3 separate regions of the Mus musculus genome follow, and all the other regions are linked to region 3. A link is a loop called in an ENCODE intact Hi-C map of the cell type or tissue named here. Cell type or tissue: left cerebral cortex. All regions are shown on one strand.

What was found. Hi-C counts contacts between places; a loop is a spot of excess contacts. Peaks named below come from ENCODE experiments on the same cell type or tissue, not always from the same donor. Only the 100,000 strongest peaks of a DNase experiment are listed, where the experiment ranks them.
Region 1: a loop joins it to region 3, with 2.1 times the contacts of the local background. A loop is called at or near these places in 8 of 42 quality-filtered maps.
Region 2: a loop joins it to region 3, with 2.6 times the contacts of the local background. A loop is called at or near these places in 4 of 42 quality-filtered maps.

What each region holds. Positions count from the first base shown.
Region 1 is chr10:85,620,994-85,628,993 of GRCm38, forward strand. It overlaps Btbd11 (BTB (POZ) domain containing 11), which reads left to right. Exons shown (of 17, transcript NM_028709.2): 5 at 3,910-4,075; 6 at 6,204-6,293. Among named protein-coding and RNA genes, the nearest start is that of Gm40731, 35 kb to the left of the region's middle. In left cerebral cortex, a CTCF peak has its summit at 4,140 (motif pointing left); DNase peaks (open chromatin) are centred at 4,067 and 4,454; H3K4me3 peaks cover 479 bases; H3K27ac peaks cover 249 bases.
Region 2 is chr10:85,647,972-85,655,971 of GRCm38, forward strand. It overlaps Btbd11 (BTB (POZ) domain containing 11), which reads left to right. Exons shown (of 17, transcript NM_028709.2): 15 at 3,636-3,704; 16 at 6,507-6,620. Among named protein-coding and RNA genes, the nearest start is that of Gm6713, 59 kb to the right of the region's middle. In left cerebral cortex, a CTCF peak has its summit at 3,993 (motif pointing left); DNase peaks (open chromatin) are centred at 3,263, 4,008 and 6,609.
Region 3 is chr10:85,384,698-85,392,697 of GRCm38, forward strand. It overlaps Btbd11 (BTB (POZ) domain containing 11), which reads left to right and starts at 2,117. Exons shown (of 17, transcript NM_028709.2): 1 at 2,117-3,781. The coding sequence starts at 2,632. In left cerebral cortex, CTCF peaks have their summits at 1,967 and 4,212; DNase peaks (open chromatin) are centred at 2,087, 2,728, 3,094, 3,356 and 2 more places; H3K4me3 peaks cover 2,484 bases.

The sequences.
Region 1 (8,000 bases), 240 kb after region 3:
ACAGGCCTCCTCGTCTATGATCAAGCTTACCCTTGAAGGACCAGGAGGAGCCAGCCCTGCAAAGACACCCAAGGGAGGCTTTCCAAGGGAAAGGAACTTCAGAGACACGGTCCTTGGGGCAGGAAAGACCTTGGTGTGTGGAAAGGGCAGAAAAGGAGCAAAGTTGTGGATGTAGAAGGAGGAAAGAAATGTGGGCAGCGGGCCTAGCTAGGCCCTGCAGGCGACTCTGCGCCAAGAGCCAAAATTATCCTCAGTATACTGGAAGACTTTAAGCCGAGACCTGCTGGGACCTGCCAGGACCTGTCTATGCTGACATTCTGAGTCTATGTGATAGATGACATGGGGCAGGGAGAATGACATCAAGATTATTAGACTCCTGCAGCATTCTACCCAGAGATCTGTGCTGGGACCCAGGACCTTGGAGGGTGGAGAAAGGGGATAGACTCGGGATTCAGGTGCAAAATAGCAGCTATTGGAATGAATATGGGTGTGAGATTAGATTCTGGTTCCAGCACCTACATGAGCAGCGATGTCAATGGCTGAGGTGAGACAACCAGGAGCAAGTTTAGAGGGTGGGGATGGAGGTTTTCACAGAGTTCCATTCTGAAAACGCTGACTTTCGTGGTCTAAGAGGTAGCCAACAGTCCAGCTCCAGTAGGAGCTACATGTATGGACAGAACATGACAGTGTGTTCCAAGACCCTCTGATCCCCAACAGGTGGAGGCTAGGTCACTCCTGACACATGCCAGCTTGCCCCTTAGCACCCGTGTCTCTAGTAATCCCTTTGCCTCAGTTTAACTCATTGTTGGCGTAGGTTGCACATAATATGTAGCTCCTGGGCTCACTGTGATGAGGGTATGGGTTAACACATGAGAGCTTAGAACTCCACAGTAGGTATTCCGTGAACGTCAGCTTCCTGTAATAACAATTATCATCATTTTAGCTGCAGTAATTTTCTTGCCATTTGTCTCGTTCTAATTAAAATCAAGGACCTCAGGAGCTGGTAAACACTTGTAATGTTCTTAGAATTATCTGTTTACAAGCCTGTGAATTCTGTGAACCCAGTGTCTACCTCCCTCCTCTGGAGCCCCTTGGCATGGTGTCCAAGGCGGTAGGCGCTGGCCATGCTGGCCCAAGCACACAGCGTGCAGCTTGATTGAAGGGGAGGGAGAAACCCGCTTATCTGACTAAGGCTGGTAGAGACGGACAAGCAAGAGGAAACGAGTCAGTGGGTTTTCCTGTGACCGAGATCACTCACATCTCTAACCCTAGATGGGAACTCCTTTTTGAAAACGTTATTGGTGGATATCAGTTATACACACTGGACTTCATCATGACATTTTCCATACTTATAAATTATATATTTTGATCATATCCCCAACTCTGTCACTCTTCTGCCCCTCCCCCACTGCTAAGCCCCTCCCTCTTTCCAAACAACCCCTCTTCTGTTTCCATGGTGTTTGTTCTGTTTTTAATAACCCAGTGAGTCTTGTTAGAGTTGTTTACAGGAGCGTGGCCACATTACCAATGGCTACATCACTGTGAAAATTTCTCCCTCCCCAGCCCCTACCCAGAAACTGTTAATTACATATTTGCCCTCAGAGAATGGTGGGTCCTCCTGAAACCTTACCCGTATCCCATGTGAAGTGTTGACAAGTCCCAGGTTGTACAGATCTTGAACCAATAATCACAGCTACTATGAATACAGGTGTAACAGCCATTTCCTGCCACAAAATCAGTCTTCCACACTCCCTGACCCTCCTCCAATGTTCGAGATCTTTCCCCGGGATGGGAACTAAGCGACTCCACAAAGCAGCCTTTTCCAACATTGCTAGCATCTAGCAGAAGAAAGGTTGTTTATGCAATGAATCAAGTCGGATGACTCCCAGAGATTTAAACACACACACACATGCACACACACGCATGCACGTGTACTTTAGACTAACATGCATAGATTCACACTTACTCCCCCTGGAGGCCTCTGTGATCTGTGTTCTGGGGTCTTGCCTTGTTACCCTGATGCCACAATGTCTCCTTGGGCAGATGTGGGGACCATTAGCCCTTAGGATGAAGTTGGCCGCCACACTAAAGGTGAGGGATCCTGAGTTTCTCTGCATGTTTAGCTCTGCCCTTCAAAAGATAAAAGAGGAAACCCAGTTAAATTTCCATCTTCGATAAACAATGAATAAAGCTTTGGTATAAAGATGCCCCACGCACCTTTGATCTAGCATTTATATTTGCCTAATCTGGCAATGCTTGACAAGTTCAAAGCCCACGCGTACTGGACCGAGAAGCTGTAAGGCACAGCTCCATTCAGTGTTTAGGATGTCAATGTCATGTTTGAAGCCAGGCCCTGGGGTCCCTCCATCCTCTCCCACCACACAGGCAGCTGTGTAGCTGAAGGGTCTCTGTGGTCTTGCCCCTCCTCTCTCAGCAACTGGCACAGATTGCCCAGAGGTTAATGCCCTAGAAACACTGGGCTCTGTGGATAGCCTCAAATACCCTGCCATGTCTCACCTGGACCCTTGCTCCTGCTGGCTCTGCACAGAGTGCTCTTGTCTTCTGCCATTCCTCTCCCCATACCTACAACCACAGCTCAAGGGCCACCTTCCGAGGAAGCCTAGGCTCCCCTAGGCTGTGTGTGGTGCAAAGGGGCTTATAGTTTCATAACATTTTTTATTTAGAGAGAGAACCACCGAACCCTAAATACTTGTATGAGATACATGAGAATATGGCCTATGCTTGTCTTCTCCGGACTGTCTTCATGCTTGTCTTCTACCAGACTGTGGGCTTCCAGCGCAGGGCTGCTGACATGACCCTAACAGGCACTCAATCAACACATTGTTGCTTGATTATTGTTGAGTGATTATTGACCAGTTCATGGGGACTGGGAGAAGGTACTAACATTCTTTCAACATGAAGCCTGTATCACCCTCTCTCATTGGTTTCCTCCCTCGTTTCCTGGCCTAGCCTCTTGCTCCCTGAAGTGGCTTGCTGAAGCACCTTGCCATCTCTCATTTCATCTAGCAAGTTCTCCAGCTTGTTCTATTTTGAAAGGAGAGAGTCCATCCTGAGCTCTGTCCACTCTCCTGTCTTAATGCCCCCTGTCTCCTCTGTCACTGGAATGGACCCAGGCAAATGCCTGCTCAGAAGTCCACAGCCAAGTATGAGGGCTCAGTCAAGTGAACAGGAAAGCAGTAGGTTCTGCACTCGGGAGCTAGAGTGGCACAGAAGATCCGAAGACGGGTTCTCCACACATGCTTCTCTGGTTCAAATCCAAGCTATCACTTATAGATGGGGTAGCCTCAGAAAGATTCCTCATTCCTGTTTTTTGGACAGTCCCCCCATAGGAATTATGCCTTCTATTGTGTGGGACCCGAATGTAACAACTCAGATAAAACATTCAGCAGAGAACCTAACCTATTTTTTTAAAAAATGCCTAAATATTTGCATAATGAAATGATTCTTAGCTGAGGATTCTACTGGCACACTGAGGGACCACACCTAAGCTCAGTAAAGACAGGATTTAGAACCGCCAGAAATTGGGGGGGGGGGGGCGGGGGGGGCGGGCGCGGAGTGAGACACCAGTTGTTTGGTTGGGTTTTTTGAGACAGGGTTTCTCTATGTAGTCCTAGCTGTCCTGGAACTCACGTTATAGACCAGGCTGATCTCGAACTCAGAGACCTATCAGCCTCTGCCTCCCGAGTTCCAGGAGTAAAGAGTGCTCCACCCGTGCAGGCTGAGGCAGTTCTTTTAAATGGAAACCTAGAAAAGGCAAAAACCTAGGAAAAGCCCGCGAGGATCTCAGGTGCTCGGTGGGGGTTGCTAAGACGTTTGATCTCAGGGACCAGATCCTGGGGGGAAAAGCGGCTGCACCCACGTGACCATCTCTCCCTCCCCACCCCTCAGGGCGGACGACTGCTTTTGTGCTTCTCGGAAGCTGGACGCCGTGGCCATCGAAGCCAAGTTCAAGCAGGACTTGGGCTTCCGGATGCTGAATTGTGGACGGACCGACCTGGTGAAGCAGGCAGTGTCTTTGCTGGGGCCGGATGGAATCAACACCATGAGCGAACAGGTACCAATCTGCTTGGACCTCATCTCCTCCCGTGCTTAGCCTGGGCGCGAGCAGCTGACGGGACACAGGCTCCCTCTGCTGATCGATTAAAAAAATTAATGCCCCTCCCCTGCCTCTCTCTCTCTCTCTCTCTCTCTCTCTCTCTCTCTCTCTCTCTCTCTCTCTCTCTCTCTTAGTGTTTGGGGGTTTTTGGTTTGGTTTGGTTTTAATTTTCTAAAAATACACTTGCCCATCTTTATGGAAATCTCACATGATTGTCGCAGCTGAAATTTAAAAAGGAATGAAAACCAGACCTGTTCCAGAAAGGAGATGGAGCCCCTAGGTTGGCCATCGTTTGTATTTAGGACTCTGCAACCTTCAAGTCTCTTTACTGGCATGTTAAAGGCTTTTCTCTGCCAGTCTGCTGTTGGCTCCAGACAGATCTAGGCCATGCGCACTGTGCTCTTAGGGTGGGTGTGTTTAAAGACACCAAAGTCAGTCTGGGGACCCTAGAGCACATTCAGATAGGGCAGCACCAACCAGATTCTGAACATGGTGCCATGAGAGGCAACCACAAGTCACAGAGGGGACTTTGGGGATGTGGTGGTGTCATAGACCGTGCAAATGGACAGCCATTCTCAGTGTGAATCCTGAGTGCTGTTACAAGGGACAGATGGGGCTGTTTCTTCCACAGGCAGCTCTTGCAAAGAGCTCCCACGAAGGGAATAGAAGGGACTGTATAATGACAGCTAATCACTTTCTTGGACAACGTCAGGGATCCTCAGTACACAATCATGTGTATCTTGTATGTTTAAAACCAGGGACTTATTTATCTGTTTTATTTTTTCAGTATTTTACATTCCAGATACCTTACAATGTCAATGAATATTCTTTTTTAAGTCGCTTTTAGTGTCTCTATAAAGTGATTACTATTTGTTTATTAACCATCCTTCCCCCATCATATATTTAAAGTGTTTGTGACTAGTGCTGAGCTAAGCACACTTACACAAATCTTTGTTCCAATCTCTATTTCCTTGGGGAAATGTTTCTTTAAAACAGAAGTGTCTCAAATGTACCAGCCTTTCCTGAATTCTCAGTCTTCAGTACTGCCCCTCCCCCTAGGAGTCTGACTAGTCTTTGCACACCTCTAGTTATATATGTATTCCCTGCTAGTCCACTTTCCTTTTGCCTGCTTTTTATCAGCATTTTTTACTGTTTTCTTGTTTTCTTAGAGGAATTCTTCCTGTATCAGGGCACGAAGTCCTTTAGTGGAACCAAGGTATCTCAGTTTGTCGTTGACGTTGGAATTTTGCCCGTAAAGTTTTCAGTTCCACAGCGATGTGCAGTGCTAGAGCCCCTCTCATGTATGCTATACTTCATCCCCTTTCTGCCTAGAGACAGGGGCAGAAACCAACTTGGCATTGCTTACAATTTTAATTCTTTCTGACTATCTCTAGTAAAAAATTGTTATACTGGTGTATAGTGTGAGACAAGGCTGTAGCATGAATATCTTCCCAAATAACTGCCTTCACAGCCCTTTGGATGGAGAGCCCCACCCCTTCCTCCTGTTGGTTGTGATGCTCGGTTTGTGATGAGCAGGAGTCGGAGAAGGGGAAGTTTTCCTGAAGGCCATCCTGCCTCAGTGCCTTGACTTGTATAGAGTGATATCAGAGCAGATGTCAGTGAAAGCAACCACAGGGATATCCAGTGACCATTGACTCTGTCTGACCCAAGGCTCATACAGAGCAGCAAGGACGCCTTGTCATGCTTCGAAGAGACAAATGTCAAAGACACTGTAGTCATCATAATTAAATACTTTAGGGGTTGATGTTACAGAATCCAGAAAATTCCTGTGAGACCCACCCCCACCACATCCCAATCAGCCACTGGTTGTAAAGACACACATAGGTTTGTTGTACTGTGAAAACCCTCCAACTTAAGCCACAATCACAAAAGGTGATGTTCACCTCCCCTCACTCCTCCCCTGTAGTTTCCAGAATGTGGAAGGTTGTGACCCTGTGTGTGACAGGGCTCCACACTGACTCTTTTGTCCTGCCAGAGTCTGAGTCCAATAAGATGCTCCATGTGTTTGTCAACTGACCACGGCCACCTTGTAAACGTCTCCGTCTCTGGTTTTTAACCACCGCAGGGTATGACCCCCTTGATGTACGCCTGCGTCCGTGGGGACGAGGCAATGGTGCAGATGCTGCTGGATGCCGGAGCTGACCTGAATGTGGAGGTGAGGGTGCGGAGGGCTGCAGGCCCTGCCAGCCCATACTTTCCCTTCCCAGTCACCTTCACATCTCATCCTTCCAGTGGCCGAAGCCCTGACGAAACCACCTGGCAGATGGTGACCTTTCTGAGGCCCCAGCCAAAGTCCCAAGTAGCTACACAAAGTCCCTGTGTGTGCTTCCTTTAAAGAAATTGCTGTAGCTCTGGGGACCTCTGGCTTGTGTTGACCCAGCAGCTCCTAGCTCCTGACTCATCCTTTCTAGGATGGAACAGAAAACGCCCACATCCCAGCCCTTTCCTGATGCCCAACACATGCTGGGCCGATCACCCTTTCCCCTCCACCCCACGCCAGACTGAGGTTTCCTCTCCTCACATCTCCTGTCCTCACCTGCAGACCCACAGTGTCACTTTGTTGACAGAGCTATCTCAAGGCTGCCTGCCTGGATGTAGTGCACTAGGCTGGGAATCGAAGCGCCCCTCCCTGCACACTTTAGAACCAAGACGGGCTTAGGTTCAAGTTCTGAAACTACCACCCGCTTTGGGGTCTGAGAAGGGGGGTGACTCATGAGATGGAAGAGAATCCCCGATGATGCACACATGATTGGGAGGACTCAATACCGAGCAGAGGCATCGCGCCAAGGTCAGGGGCGCCATTCGCAGTAGTTGCTCCAGACCCCTCCAAGGCACAAACTAAGTAGAATCTCACTTTTTTCTTCTTTGCTGCCTGAAGGCCTGCTCAGGCAGCGCTTGGTAGTTGCAGATGCCAAGGAGACTGGCATGCCGCAGCCACCAATCAACTGCCTGGAAACCTTTTAGCTTCAAATTTAGATGCCCTGGCAGTGTTACCCTGTGCTTTTTTTTTTTTTTTTAATTGTTGGTGAGTTTTACATTCATCTGAGGAACACAGACAGGAAACGCAGCCCTAAAGCCAAACCCATTTTGGACCAGTTCTGAGTTATAGCAGGACTCTCTACCCCATTACGGGTCACTATGCCTCACAGACCCCTTCAAGATCCTCAGACATGGTCTTTGATCCTCCTCTCCAGTCCCTCCCAGGTGTTTTACTCAGTGCCTTTGTGTGCTGTAAGGACACTCTGGCCAAGGTTTCATGCCCCAGAAAACACCACGTGCTGGTGCTAATATCACAAGTCCCCAGTTTTCAGCTCCCCTATTACACCCCAGCCTGGTATATGTTCCAAGACCTCCCTCCATCCTGATACCCCATCTCTCACTATTTTTCATGGTATGTTCAGGGCAAGTTCTGTGCCTGTGCTTTCAGTTACATGAGAGCCCTTGTCAACCATGAAGCCAGAAATGAGCCGTGAGCAAAGTGGCAGGGACCTCCACGATCAAATGAATGACTGTCCTGACTGTCTTCTCTGCTGTGAAAGCGTGAAGTAGTCCCACTGTTCGCCTGGGATTAGCTGCCCTCTTTGAGTGAAGTGTGAACAGAGTGGTAGTGATATTTCAAGCTACGTCACTTCCTGTAGCTCTCAGAACCACCCCCTTCCTTAAGCAGAGAGAAGGAAAGACAGACAGAAGCTGGCTCTCTGGACCACCTTTCCAAAGCATCTGTGTGAGCGAATAATCTTTCAAGAGGCACAGAGCACAGTCTCAAAATCCTCCCCCTGCTCCCGCCCCCCCCCCCGGATAATGATGTCCCCCAAACACAGTCCTCTCATGGCCTGCTTTCAGAAAGCTGCTTCGAATCTCT
Region 2 (8,000 bases), 260 kb after region 3:
TGGTAAAGGAGACCCTATCTCAAAGACTCATGAGTCTAGAGGGAGTATCTTCAAGCACTTGTCAGCCACTGCATACTGTGGGCTATATACAAAAGAGGATACCCCTTTCAGAGGCGTGTACTATAACAGCTCAGGCCCAGGATGTTAGGGCAGGGAATGGAGAGCAGAAGGCCAAGCCAAAGCTGGGAGACTCAGAATGAGGCTTTGGGCTCAAGAAGGAGGCTAGAACATTCCAGACAAAGACAAGAATGCATGTAAAGGACTTCAATGATGTGTCCAGCCATGTTAGGGAAAGCAGGATCCGTGCCCAGCCTATCTGGTGGCCCGGCTAATGCACTCCATTCTGAGATGGTCTTTCTTTATTAAAACTCATACCAAAGCAGAAATCCTGTTCCCTCTGCCTCCACGACACACTGGCATTACCTACAGATCTTTGAAAATGCCCCCTGGATGTCCAGTCTGTACATCAGACCTTGGGCGCACTGAGGCCTCCTCCTCCTCCTTTCTAACCATCATGCATGCAGCCCAGCACTCTACCTGACAGCACCTTCTGGATGTTAGCAGGTATCCAAATGCCCTGCAGAGTCTTAGGATGGCCGTTAAGACAGGAACCACACTAACTGTGACCTCGTAGGGCCCACCCTCACAGCCTGACTTTGAGGCACAAGAACTCACACTTCTGGCAAGGGCCTCTAATGCTGCTGGACCCGGGGTTCCAAACCTGAAAGATAATGCTGTCCTTGTGCCCTTTGATCCTCCCAACTCCCCTGCCAAGAGCTCTTGGAAGGGTGTGGCCCAGGTCCCCACGGCTGCCCCCTAGGAGAGCAGAGATTCAAACTGAACCCAGTTCCATTGTTTTCTCACATACCTGGGGACATGAGTCGGCTCTGGAGTCACCTAACCCTGCAGAAAGAATGCAGAAAGAATGGGTCGGGGGGGGGGGGGTGGTGTCATGAGCTGAAGGCAAGAAAAAGAGCACATGTAAATGTGTGTGTGTGTGTGTGTGTGTGTGTGTATACACACCAAGAAGTATCCCATGACTGGTAAGTGTGGCCCTCACTGGGAAGACTCCAGTAACAAGAGCCTGGCTCAAGGAGGCACTCAGTAAATGTTTGCCCAGTGGTCTTGTCTTCAGAGTCCAACATGGGAAAGGCTGGCCTCAGAGGGATCCCCAGCCCTGTAATTGCTTCCAATGGGGAAAGTTTGCTGGCCACATTGGCTTCCAGTTCCTGTAATGGAAAGGGGGATTTATCATGCCCCGGGGACTTGTCTGTGTCCCTGCCATTCCTCATAAAAGAAGGTAACATTCATTTGTGGCTTGAAGGAGGCCAAGGAAGGCCAGCCAAATCCAACCCAGAAGGGGGCTCCCAGAAGCCCGTGCGCTTCACACGCTTCTGGCGTGTACCTTTTGGCAGAAGAGCTTATAGTAATTGATACTGCATTGTGCTTCCTCCCTCAAGACTCCTTAGCATCACTCGTGTACAAAAGCCAGCCCCCACTGAGGCCGCAGCTGGAGCTAGGCCTCTACCGGGCTGCAAAAGCCCCTGCCTCACAGAGGTTGGTAGCCGCCAAGAAAAGCAGTTCCTCATGCCGGCCATTTGGCCTGATAAGGGCTTGTTGCACCCACTTAGAGAAAATGCTTCCACTGGCAGAGTCTTCCACTGGCAGGGCTGGGATGGTCCGATTTAACTTCCATTAGCCCCAAGTCGTCCTCCGCCAAGGCAGCGATTTCAGCCCGTGGCTCGACCTTGAACAAACGAGACAATGCGTGTGACTGATAGGAAAGTGCTTTATAAATGGGGAGCCCGTGTGGGCGGTGGGCCTTACAGTGGTGTTTCTTGTTATTATTGGTTTGGCCTTTATAAGGAAGGTGCTGGGGGAATCAATTGATTTTAATAAAGCCAATAGCCCAGTGCTGGCTGACGGTATCCCCACACTTATAAGCTCTGCTCCCCAAGGTGGGAGGGGGAGGGGAACAGGGCACTGTTATTTCCCAAGGCCTAGACAATGTCACCGCCTCTCTACCAGGCAGCTGGATGCAGAAACCCCAAGTCAGTATAAGGGAGATTCAGACGCAGGAGACATGTTCACACGAGGAGGGGGCATGGTGAGGTATGGCTGCAGTCCCAGCACTTGGAAGACTGGGCAGGAAGACTGCCATGAGTTCTAGGCCAACCTGAGAATGCCAAGTGAGACCCTTTATCCAGATAATGATGGTGATGATGATGGTGGTGGTGGGGGTAGTGATGGTGATGGTGATGTGTCTGTGTGCCAGGCACTATGCTAGGCACAGAAATACAGTGAGTGAGAGACATCTGTACTCTCAGATGACTGTAAAGACACTTCAGTTGCAGACAGACAACCCTGAAACAAAACTTGATGGGAAGGAGACCCAAATTTCCTAACCCAGTAACCACTGAGCTGGACCCAAAGAAGGGACAGCTTCCACTGGTAAAGAAGAGAGCGCATCCAGGCTGAAGGAGCTGGAAGACATGGCCAGGTTCTGGTAGAGGCAAGAGAGAGGACAGTGCACATAAAAGACAGGCACCAGGCTGAATGTGGTGACAGCCACTCATAATCCCAGCACTCAGGAAGGGGAGGTACGGGGAAGGTGAGTGAGAGGCTAGCCTGGGCTACACAGCAAGTTGGTTGTTACATAGTGAGATCTGTCCCAAAACAAGCAAGCAAACAAACAAACCAACCAACCAACCAACCAACCAAATTCTATTACGGGTCTGCTTAACTGAAACGTGCAAACTGGGTAATTCTAGTTTGTCCTGGCTAGCAGTGGGGGAAACAGAACTATCTGCTAATTGGTAGTTTAAGAGTATTAAGCATTTCCCAAATTGGTGTTTTATTTAGTGTGCTTGAGAGCATGCGTGTGCACGCACCACACACACACATTTGAATATACCAGAGCACATTTGAAAAGAATTTTCCAGAATTCTATTATGGTGGTAGTTGTACCACAGTGTGATCCCAACACAGGTTGTGACCAGTCTGTGAATTTTGCCCACCCCATTACCAAAGCTCCAGGCAGGTAAAGCCAGTCACATGGAAGACAGTTGAAAATGGAGATCCTGGGGCAAACTGGACTGTGTATGCACCTCGTGCAAAAAGAACCCTTGGTTGTCAAGTGAAGCATGTATGAAACTCAGATACATTCATGGTATTCAGTCATTCAGGGGACAGCCATTTGCAGAACTCTATAATGTGGGACACTCTTCAGACACTGGAAGTCACATGATAAGGGACAGCCTTGCTTGGACAAGCGCCACCAGTGACTTTCCAAACCCTGGATCCTTTATGGCTTCCTCTGGGGTCTTGTCAACTGGGACTCTGGAGGCTCTCTAAGTTGTGTCACCTGCACAGCCTGACTGGATGAGAGGTAGGCTGGTCATCATCCTCAGGTGACTCACTTGTCATGAGGAGCCACGCTCAGGTTGTTTCATTTGGCCCTGCAGATAGACATGGGGGCAGAACCTGAAACCACAGGGTCATGATTTCAGGGTGTCATCAGGGAAACCTGTCCAAATGTCCCCCGTCAGGTAGAGTGATGTCCAGGGGTGATGTGATGACTTCTGAAGGAACTGAGTCCGACTGGGGTCTTGCTCACAGTGTCTTATTCCTTCCAGCTCGTCATGCAGTATCTCTACTACGGTGGCCCAGAGTCACTTCTCATTAAAAACAATGAGATCATGGAGGTAAGGAGACCACTGTGGTTTTAGCTACCCCAGCCTTCCCTGGCTTCAGGCTGGCGGCCCACCCAGGCATTAGGAAACTCCCGGACTCGTGGTCCTCCCAAACAAGGCAGCTTCTCTGGGGAGTCTTCCCCTAGACGACTAGCCACACCAGGGGCCCTGGGTGGAAACCAGTTTTAACTGGCTTGTGAGGGGCACGTTCTCAGGAAGAGTTGGGGGACTGGCAGGCTTGGACTGCTACCGCACCACAGGAAGTATCCTAGAGACCGTCCTCCCCCTTGTGGTTGCTAATAGAATTACATCCATGAGAAGCATGGCTCTTTAGAGCTGGGAGCCTTTCCTAGCCTGCCCCCTTGCCTGCTGTTCCTCCTCCATGTCTCCACCACTACACTTTCCCACCCCAGCTTCTGCTCCCTCTGCACCTGGCTCCCCATTGTATCCCCCTATCCAGAGCCAGAGCACCGAGCCATTTTCCTAAATCAAAGACAGGCACTAGCCGGGCATGGTGGCACACACCTGAATCCCAGGACTCTCAGGGCAGAGGCAAGTGGATCTCTGAATTGAAGGCCAGCCCTGTCTACATAGGGAGTTCCTGGCCAGCCAGGCCTATGTAGTGAGATCCTCTTTTATATAAGTACATTGTAGCTGTCTTCAGACACACCAGAAGAGTGCATCTGATCTCATTACGGACAGTTGTGAGCCAACATGTGGTAGCTGGGATCTGAGAGATCCTCTTTTAAAAAATAGTTAAATAACTTTTTTAAAAGCTGGAAGTTTGCCGGGCAGTGGTGGTGCATGCCTTTAATCCCAGCACTTAGGAGGCAGAGGCAAGTGGATTTCTGAGTTCGAGGCCAGCCTGGTCTACAAAGTGAGCTCCAGGACAGCCAGGGCTATACAGAGAAACCCTGTCTCGGGGGAAAAAAAAAGCTAGAAGTTTAGTGCCAGTGCCCTTCAGCCCAAACTCTGGGTTACATAAGGGCTCTGCCATGTCTAATCTGTGGGGCCTTGGGCAATTTATTTGACCTAGCTGGCTTCTGATTTCTCTCCTGGAAATGGCCATGGTCTAGGAGGATTTGACAAACATCTGTTTTAGAAGATTCTTAGGCACCTTTGGCCAAGGAGAAAGTTGTAGGGCTCTGCCATCCTAAGTGCCCAGTTTGTCCTATCTCCATACTCTGCTTACCCTCCCCCACCCCGCCCCCACCAGAGAGACTCCGCTCTCTGGACCCCTCTTCTCATCTTGTCCTCCACAGGACCTGGTTGCCTTTACAAACATTTTACATTTTTCTTTCCGCACTGACTACATGTACTAGTTTGTTAGAGAGACTGTGATCAAGAGGCTGGATAAATAGGCAGGAGAGGGTCCACACAGCCAGCTCAGAACCCAAGTTCTGTGGAGTTGGAATGTGCTGTCTTCCCAGGATAGGGACATGTTCACCTGCCCAGCATCTGCAGAGCCGATTCACTGAGAGATTTTATGTAGGGAAATGAATTCACATTTAAGTCACAGCTGGCTCATGTACAGGTAACTCCAGAACCTGGGAGGGATCTGAGGCTGACCAGGAGTAGATAGCAACCTCCCAGCCAGTATCATGAAGAAGAAGAAGAAGAAGAAGAAGAAGAAGAAGAAGAAGAAGAAGAAGAAGAAGAAGAAGAAGAAGAAGAAGAAGAAGAAGAAGAAGAAGAAGAAGGAGAAGAAGAAGAAGAAGAGAGAACAAGAAAGGAGAAGAAGAAAAGAAACAAACCCAAGAAAGCTTACGATAAACCCCACTTTGCTCCCACACACACTTGGGAAACTATAGCTCCCCCTCTCCAGAACCTGTCACTTTCAGTAGACTTCTGTGAGCCTCCCATGGCCCAGAGCTGACTTTGGTTGGGCTGGGGGTGGCAGTAGTCGGTCCGATGGGGTGAAGAACCGGACCTCCTGGACTCTGTCAAGGGAAGCAGGACTGAAATAGCTTCTAGATAGGAAGTACCATAAGGAAGATGAAGAAGGGGGGGCGGGGATGAGGGGAAGGTCCCTGAGGTGGGGTGGCAAAGAAAGACCCTCTGAGGTATGACATCAGAGTAGAGATCCAGGGAACACAGGCAAGGGGGGAGCCATGGTGATACCCACCTCACTAATAGGTGCCTATCCCCTCCTCCTTGCTAGATGTGATCTGGGGCACTTGGGGTTCACCTGCTATCACAGGTGTGTCTGTGACTCACTTCACCACGCTCTCTGTCCCACAGTAGACTTGTGTAGCCAGGGCCTGTCCCCCTGGTCTCACCTTACGCCTGCAGTATACTCCAGCCATCTCTACTTCCTGACCCTCAGCTGGGCATTCTGTGGGTTGCGGCTGTTTGCATTGCTTTTCTATTGCTGTCTCAAAACACTCCGACTAAGGCAACTTGAAGAAGAGAAGGTTTATTTGAGCTTGCAGTCATGTTACTGCCGTGGAGACCGCAGGTGGCAGCCATGGTGGCTGGAGCAGCAGCTGAGAGCTCACTCGCATCTTGAACCAGAAACACAAAGTAGGGAGAGGCAACTGGGAATAGGGAAAGGCCCTCAGCTCTCAAAGCCTGCTTCCTGTGGTGTGCCTCCTCCAACAAAGCCTCAGCTCTTAAACTGTCGTCCCGTCCCCGTCCCCGCTTCCCCCCCCCCCCCCCCCAGACAGTGTCATCAGCCGGGGACCACATGCTCAAATGCCTGGGACTATGAAGGATAGTTCTCATTCATACCATCACAGGGGCTCACTCCAGTAGTCTGGCTGCTCTTTCTTCTGCCCCTTCCCTGTCTCTAACAGCCCTTTTTGTGGATTCTAGCTTCTGTCTGCTGCTAAATTTTTCCAGCTGGAGGCTCTGCAGCGACACTGTGAGATTATCTGTGCAAAAAGCATCAATACTGACAACTGTGTGGATATCTACAGCCACGCCAAGGTAGGTCCCCCTGTGTTATGTTGCTTGGGATTAAACTCTGGGCCTTAGCACACATCAGCCAGTTGTTTCTGCTGCTCAGTTATGTCCTCAACCCAAGGGGTTTTCTTCCCTGCTTCAGATCTGCTATCTCTTTGGCCTTGTTTCTTCCTTGTACACTGGAAGGTACGCTAGGCAACAGTGGTCTCTTTAAGAGTGTCATTCACTCTTCAGTGACAAGAATTACATCACAGACTCATTCCTCAGGCCTGGACTGGGCTCTCAACTCTGCTTCCTAATCAGGCACTAGCTGATGTCTCTGTTAACCAGTAATCTTGAATAGAAGATTTTAGAACGGTGGGCCTCAAAATGTGGTCTCCAACTCAACAGCAGGCACAAGGAATTTATTAGGAAATCATACCCCAGATTTATCAAACCAGAAACTTGGGAGGTGGGGCGGGGAGAGAGGTTGTTCCTAGGCAGTCGCATCTATCAAGCCAAAAATTGGGGGTGAGGGGTGTTCCTGATTCCAGTGTAAGTTCAAGTGTGTGTTAATTATGTTTCTGTTGCTGATAAAACACCACAACAAAGGCAGTTTATAGAGGGAAGGGCTAATTTGGGCTTCCAGTCGGATAAGAGTCTGTCATGGTAAGAAGGCATAGCAGCAAGAGGCAGGCTTGATGGCAGGAGCAGGAAGCTGAAGGCTCACATCTTCAATCAGCGAACACAAAGCAAAGAAAATGGATTTGAATGGGTGTGAGGCTTTTAATCTCAAAGCCTGCCCCCAATGTCATACTTCCTCCAGCAAGGCTATATCATCTAAACCTTTCCAAACAGTGTGCCACCAACTGAGAACCAAGTGCTCCAATGCCCCAAACTGTGGGGGGACACTTCTCAGGCAAACTATGCAAACTACCACTTTCCTTCCTGTTTCTGTGCTCTTTCTCTCTCTCATATTCACATGATATTCTGGTTAGTGTGGATTACACCCAAATCTGGCTCCTAAGAATCTAAGCATTTTTCTTTTTCTTTTTGAGAGAGTCACTATATAGCTGGCTTTGAATTCTCCATCCTTCTGCTTTGACCCTGAAGACTGAAATTTTTACCTGAACCCCAACTAAGCAGTATTTGTCTTCACCTTAAATGGGTTGCTTTGCATAGTGGCACTACCCAGAGAGACCTTCTGTGCTCAGGAAGAGGACCAGTGTCTTCTTCCTCTCCTCCCTTAACCATGACCGTTTGATCACTGTGGGTAGCTTTTCTGTGGCTTTCCACCTTGGCTGAGTCCTGTCTGTATCCTAAGAGTCCTTAGCATGTTCCGTCAGCAGCACATGCCCTGATGTAATAATGAAAACTGATGCCATGTGAGTCCCAGCAGGGAATACAGGCCAAGAGCACCCATGA
Region 3 (8,000 bases):
AAAATAGCTCACATTTTTTGATATGAGTGGTTTGTTAGTTTTGATTTTGTTATGCGTGACAACATAAGAGGTAAACTTTAGGAAGATTCTGATATTAGAGAACAGGAAAGGGAACGTGTTGCTATGGACGTGTATTAGGATGGAAATTACAGGATGACATGGGATATGCAGGATGAACGGCAGGGAATCCACAGCTGCCTATGCCCCACCCCCATCCTTACTGAGATTTGAATGACAAACAAAAATGATAGGCATTTAAGGTGTACTATGTGGTGTTTATTATATGTATTGTGAATAATTACCATAATCAAGAAAATTAACATACCTCTCAACCCATACATCTGACCTTTTCCTCTGCCTGATAAGAACACTTACAGACAACTTCCTACCGACATCATCATTCACTCTAGATGCCACCCTGCATGTATGTAATGTCTCTAGAACTGTGGAACACATCATCTGTAAATATAAGTCTGTGTGCTGAACAATCCCCCGCCCCTGTCTGCACCCAGTTACCATCGTACATTCTGGTGCTACTGTGTGATTCTTTTTAGAGTCACACAATAAGTGAGACACTCCCCTTAGCAGGATGATACTGTCCAGATTAGCCATTTGTTATACATGGTGAGATTTCCTTCTTTTTGAAGTCTGAACAATATTCTCTCTTAGCGATTGCAAATAATGCTTCAATGAACAGGGAGAGGGGAGTAAATAGATCTTTTAAATAGTGGCTTTATTTCTGTTTGGTAAAGATCCAGATGTGGGATTATTGGATCACATGGTAGTTCTAATTAGTAATTTTTTGAAGATCTTCGGCATTATTTTCCATAATAGCTATATCAATTTCCCTTCTCACCAATAGAGTACACTCTTCTTTATCCTCCACACCCTTGTTGATGCTTGTAATCTTTTGACTTTCTGATAATCGCCATCCTAACAGGCATGAGCTGGCAGCTCCTTATGGTTCTGATTTGCAGTTACCCTGATGGCCAGTGATGTTGAGTGTCTTCTCACATCCCTTCAGCCACAGTTGAACGTTCAAACCAGCAGTTCAAAGCACGTCCTTCCCTTGTCGACTCATACATTTACCACAACTCCCTAGCCCAATGTGGGATCCAGACAAATAAATAGATAGTAGCAAGCCAGCGTGACAAGGGCCCAGAAATGTGAAGCCATCGAAGAGGGTGGGGTGGTGGAAACACCCAGGATAGTTTTGGGAGATCAGGGTGGGCTTCTTGTAGGAATAGGATTGTGTAAGGGAGGTAGGAATCTTTGAATGAATAAGGTTTTTCCTAAGGTAGGTAGAGATAGACAAATAGCCAAGCAATGATGCTGTTAGACACAGAAATGCAGCAGACACACACATATATTTTGTATCTTTCTTTAGCTGAAAAGAATATTCTCCTGTGCACAAATTTAAGTTTGAGCAGTCTAGAGCATTGTCCACCAGAACCACAGAGTGGCCGGAACACACACACACACACACACACACACACACACACACACACACACACACACCCTGGAACTTAAGGGTAGATTCCTGTCTGCCGAACAAACCTAGAAAGTCCTGGTGACAGGTGGTTTATGGCTAGAGATTCGCTTCCCAGTGGCAATTATCAGTCTCCCCCTCACTACTTTCCTGTTTTATTTCCTTCCATGCTGGAGCAAACCCAGGCTGAGAAGCGGCACCCGCCTGAATTAGTCAGGGTGCCTGAAGAGGGAGGAGAAACGTGCATCTTGTATGGGCTGGTGGGAGGGAAAGAGAAATCTAAAATGCCAAAGCAGAAAGTAACCCTCGGACAAACACTTTATGAACCGCAGAGTGGAACAAATAACGATATAAATGATATTTTTGTCGATAGTTCGAAAGCAGAAACTAGGGAAGCTACAGTTGCAGGATGACTGTTCTTCTCCAGGCTTCCACCTAGGCCGCGGATCCCTCCTAGCTGCAGCCCTGGTCAAGGCCTGGGGGGGCGTGTCTGAGGGGCGGGGCCGCATGGAAGGGAGGAATAAAAAAAAAAAAAAAAAACCTAAGTAATTAGCATCCCCCGATTCCATTGGCTCTTCGACGGCCCTGCTTTGCATGCGCCCGCCCTCTGACTGCTTGGTTTGCTGGGGCTCAGCAGGGTTTTGCAGCCGCCTGGCTACAGCGCTTTAGTGCGGGGCGGGAGCTCAAGAGAACCGCGGCCCGGATCCCGGAGCCGGGGGAGCCCGTAGCCCGCCGAGCTGCGGCGGCCGTATCTGGGGCGATCTAGGTCCTATCGACACTGTGGCCGGCTCTCGGAGGCTTCTGCATCCGTCTGGTCCCAGGGAGGAGAGGACCAGACACTTTTATTTTGGATGAAAGGCGCGGGTCCTGGCGGGAGCTTCCTTCCCGGCCTGGCTCGCGGCTCAGTGCGCCCTCGCTCTGGCCCCGACTCCAGAAGATGACTTCAGGTTCCGCCGTGTATCTTCCCGTGGTGACGGCTCGGGGAGACAGGCGAAAGTAGTGACACTTGCTGGCAACGCCAGGTGGGAAAGTGAGCCTAGGCGACGTGGAGCCCCGCTGTCCCCGAGGACCCCGGTGCCCACAGATCCTTGCCTTTCCTTCCCCTCGGCTCCACGGCGGCTGCAGCATGAAGTGGCGCAGCGATGGCCAGGAGAGGTAAGAAGCCTGTGGTGCGAACGCTGGAAGATCTGACGCTGGACTCGGGTTATGGTGGCGCGGCGGACTCTGTGCGCTCCTCCAACTTGTCTCTGTGCTGTTCTGACTCTCACCCGGCGTCCCCGTATGGCGGGAGCTGCTGGCCGCCTTTAGCTGACTCCATGCACAGCCGGCACAACAGCTTTGACACCGTCAACACTGCCCTGGTGGAAGACTCCGAGGGGCTGGACTGCGCCGGTCAGCACTGCTCGCGGTTGCTGCCGGACCTCGACGAGGTCCCCTGGACCCTCCAGGAACTGGAGTTGCTGCTGCTGCGCTCGCGGGATCCCCGGGCAGGCCCAGCGGTCCCCGGCAGCCTGCCCAAGGACGCGCTGGCCAAGCTCTCGATGCTGGTAAGCCGGGCTCTAGTGCGCATCGCTAAAGAGGCGCAGCGCCTGAGCCTGCGCTTCGCCAAGTGCACCAAGTACGAGATCCAGAGTGCCATGGAGATCGTACTGTCCTGGGGCCTGGCGGCTCACTGCACCGCTGCCGCGCTGGCCGCGCTGTCCCTCTATAACATGAGCAGCGCTGGCGGCGACCGCTTGGGCCGTGGCAAGTCGGCGCGCTGCGGCCTCACCTTCTCCGTGGGCCGCGTGTACCGCTGGATGGTGGACAGCCGCGTGGCGCTGCGCATCCACGAGCATGCCGCCATCTACCTGACCGCCTGTATGGAGAGTCTCTTCCGGGACATCTACTCGCGGGTGTTGGCCTCCGGGCTACCTCGTAGCTGTAGCGGTCCTGGCCCTGGCTCCAGCTCCGGTTCTGGCCCAGGCCCCGGCTCAGGCCCCGGAGCCCCTGCAGCGGATAAGGAGCGCGAGACTCCGGGAGGGGGAGCGGCGAGCGGTGGCCCTTGCAGCGCAGCCAGCAGCGCCAGCGGGGGCAGTAGTTGTTGCGCCCCGCCAGCCACGGCGGCGACCGCAGTCCCGCCAACCACAGCCACCGCCGCCGTCGCCGCCAACCATCATCACCACCACCACACGCTTCACGAAGCGCCCAAATTCACCGTGGAGACCCTGGAGCACACGGTCAACAACGACTCGGAAATCTGGGGGCTCTTGCAGCCCTACCAGCACCTCATCTGTGGGAAGAACGCCAGTGGTAAGTGGCTCTGTCAACTCCGGGTTCAAGTTTGCCTCTCGTCCCCCTCCCGCGTCTCTCTGGCCACTCGCGCTCTCCACGGCCTTAGAGGTAGGGGCCAGAGTGGAGACAGCCAGGAACCCGTAGGTTCACTCCTGAGCTTGGGATCCGCGTGGTTGACACTGGTAGTAATGTTCCCAGAGCACACAGGGTTCCGCCCCCTTTGTGCAGGGCCAGGAGGTTGCTGCCTCCCGCAAGACAGGAGCAAAATCCAACACCCTTTTTATTTTACATTTAATTTAGTATGTTGTTTTACTCGGATCTGGCTTGAGACGTTTGAGTCTCGTGAATAGCTTCTAGAACCCTGTTGTGATCTTTAAGGGGCCACATTCCAGTACCCACGAGTTGGGCTAAGATCTGGAGGAGGCAGGTTCACTTGTCTGCCATGCAGTTCTCTCGCTTGCCCCAGGCCCTTTGGGGTCGCTGTGGATGCGCTAGGAAGGCATGGCTGAGGGCAGCGAAGGTGGAAGGATAGAGCTGGGTGGGCCTAAACGTGTTCATGTAGGTGGTGGTGGTGGTGGTGGAGAGACAACACTGCATTGCTCCAAGTTTTCCTGAACAGTTTCTGAGTACTTGAACCCAGAGCTGGAGATATAGGGGAGTGGGGGTGGGGTGGAGGGTGGCAAGGCCAAGTATTCCAGGCTCTGGCGGGTGATTTACATCTGTCACTTGGTTGAAGGAGAGCCACTAGGGACCCAGGCCAGAGGTAGGGGTTATCAGCTACAGGTACCCTTTTTCTGGAGTTCTAAAATCCCCTCATCGCGCCCCCTGGAAGGTGCCGAGTGGGTTTGAACCTGGGGTCCTGGATGTCCATAGGGTAGTGCTGGGGTGCTTGTTTTCCGGGTGGCGCTAGCGGTCCCCGTCTGCAAAAGCCTGAGCTAGACACTTCAAAGCTTCAATTTTCCACAGGAAATGGTAGAAGAGTAACTGGAGACTCTAAAAGCGAAATAAAACTTTGTTACGTATTCCAAGCGGTTTGGCCCGAGGTTGCGTGGTCGGAGCGAAAAGGCAGCCTTGCTGGGTAGATTTCATTCATGTCACAGCCTGTCTGTTTCCTCCAAGCTAAAGGAGAGATGCGTCTGGCCTGGCTTGGCCTCTGGGGTGCCAAGAGTGTGCATGTGGGTGTGCCCGCGCATGTGTGTGCAAGTGCCTTGTGAATATGCGAAGGAGCAAACCAGCAGGCTTCTGGGGTATAAGGCTCCAGCTTTAACCGTTTATAAATTTACCCTGATGGACTTTCTGACTGAATCTCTTCACCTGGATATGATCATCGTGGGGGAGGGGAAGAAAAGAGCAAAGCTTGTGTGTGTGTGTGTGTGTGTGTGTGTGTGTGTGTGTGTTGGGGGAGGGGCTAGGATCTGCCTGGATTCCAGAGACTCTTCTGCAATCTCTTTGCCAAAGCCCATCCCCCACCCACCCCTCTGTTGCCCTAAGGCATACTCCCCAGAGGATACCAAGGCGTACAGACCTGCGCAGACACAGGCTCATGCTGCAAGTACACAGGGACATCCCACTGAGACTGAAAACATCTGGTGACAGAGCACGAGGCTTCCCGTGTACTTTTTCAGAATGGGGGATTTACCTGCAAAACCCCGAGTTTTGAATTGTTCTTTGTTTGGGAGCGCACCCTCAACCTAAAATCACAGACCAGCTTAATAGTCTCCCTATTGTAGGCTCCCATTGCCCCCCCCCCACACACACACACACACACTGCAGTCAGCCCTTAGCCTGAGTTATCTCAGCACTACAACTCCTCATCTTCCTCTTGGGGTTCTTTTGCTCTCTCATTTTACTTTTACAGGGATTCCCACCCACCCCCTTCCCAACCCCGAGGAAGCTCTAGTCTGCCAACACCAGCATCCTGATGCCTCTTAGTCTGCATTCTCTTGAACTGAGAGATTTGGGGTGACTTTTCTGGGCTTCTGTCCACTTGTCTGCAGAATGTAGGTTTTAACACACAGTATACCCTCAGCTCCTCCCATAGCTATGTTAGTAGCTAATCATTTTCCAAATAGATTTTGCTTTTAGGATCTTTAGCCTCTTGTAAAGACAGCATTTGTGTTTATCCCTTGTGGAGTAAGGCTAATTTAAGGGAAGAGAAAACCACAGAACTGGTTTTGGGCAGGGTGAGTGAGTGGTGGTTGGGCCTTGAAGCCATCACAAACTTCCGCACACCACACAGCTTAACTCCTGGGACGCAGGGCTCTTCCTTCAGCTTTTTCTGGTTCAAGACATGCTGTTATTTCATCCTGATCTCTTCATTACTCTACGGGCTTGTTCAAAATGGCTGGGCATGCATACAGAAGAGCTAAGGAATGAGTGATTAATGTCTCAGGCATCCTAACATACACTGAACACCAAGCCTGTTCCTTTAACTGGTTTGCACAGCAGTCTTTCTGACCTGCAAGCCTTCCTGAGGACCACACACCTTCCATAATGGATTTTCCCCTCTTTTAACTCAGTAACACCATTAATTTCTTCATTTGTGGATTCATCTGTTCTTCAATATCTATTGAACAGTTTTTAAATGCCAGGGACCGAGAAGACACTGATCGCAGCCAACCTGTTCTTAGGATCACTTTATACATGGAAACCCAGTGTGCCTTTTGTCTAGCACAACTGTCAGGCTGGGGAGGTGGCTCAGGTGGTAGAGTGCTTGCTGAGCATGCACAAAGCTCTGGGTTCAATTCCCGGCACTGAATGAACAATCCAGCCATGTAATACTAGCATGCAGAAGTGGAGGGAGAAAAATGAGAAGAAGTTCAAGGCCATCCTTAGCTAGGTAGAAAAGTTTGAGGCCAGTCTGGGTTACATGAGACCTTGTCTCAACAAACAAACAAACAAACAAACAAACAAACAAGCAAATAACAAAACAAACAAAACTCAAAGTACTGCTACCATCTCCTTTATACAGTGGAAGAAACTGAGGCACAAATGGAGCTTTTGGGGGGGGGAGTAGGACGTTTGTTTTTATATTGCTTGTTTGAACACAGATGGTCTACTTCAGTGCCCATACTCCTAGCCACTGTATCTGTAGCTTCAGGTGCCGACCAGTACCCTGCATTCAGGGTATCCTACTTCATTATATACTCAGCTGAGCACTGACCCCATGCAATTTGCTGTACCTTTTTGTTTCTGTTTATCCACCTTTTTATACCTGACGATCTAAACCGGCAGCACTAATTTTGTGTGTGATCATCCTCCAAGCTGAAGGGCGTCCCTAACGCCCAGCTAGAAATGACTTTCTTGGTGCTTGTTGAACTGAGCAAGCTGTTGTACTGTACTGCTCAGTGATGTCCTTAAAGAAGCTAACTGCCTTCTGAGCTTCTTGAATTTCATTTTTAATTATTAAAGTGTGTGTGTGTGTGTGTGTGTATGCGCAGGTGTACGTGCACACATGGGTGCCCATGTGGAGATCAGTGTGAATGAAAAAACTAAGTAAAAAGATCGGACCTGACTGTGCCTACGTACGGTGGAGGGAAAGGTTTATTGTAGACAGGAGGTAGAGCACAGTCAGAGACAGACATCTGGGAGAGCCTAGCATGAACATGACCCTGAGCCAGGCCATGTAAGGAGAGGGGGGAGGGGAGGTCCAGGAGACCAAAAGAGTAAAAGGTAAACCGAAAGAGGAAAAGAGAGATGATAATGTCTTTAGTAGAAGAGAAGCCTAGACAGGTGTAGCAGGCCGGACCCAAGAGATAAGTGCCCACATCCTTCTCGTTTGTGTATTATAAAAGGTACGGAAGTAGGAAGGGCCGAGGTAGGAGTAAGGGTGCCATGCTCTTTAGACTGCTGCTTGCTGCCTGGGGAAAGGGCAGTCCAAACCAGTGCTAAAGTTTAGGGTAGGGGCAGGGTATGCCAGCCATACCCTATAAAGGTAGGGACTGAGGGCTGCTGGGAGAAACTGGCAGCCAGATCCACTTTGATGTGTTAAATAGGCATCTCGGTTGGCCATTTTTCTGGGTTTGAGACCTAACATTCCACCACCCCCCCAATTGATAATAAATGGTAAGGGGCCATGCAATCGTCTCCGTGACTACTTCCTGCTGACATTGGGACGTTGTTGGTGAGGACCCAAGAAAGCTGGAGTGATGGCCAAGGCTGGGAATAGAAAGAGAGAATTGAAGGCGCTTTGCTTGCTCCCTAGGCTCTGTGGACCATCTTGGGCTAGGGAAGTAGA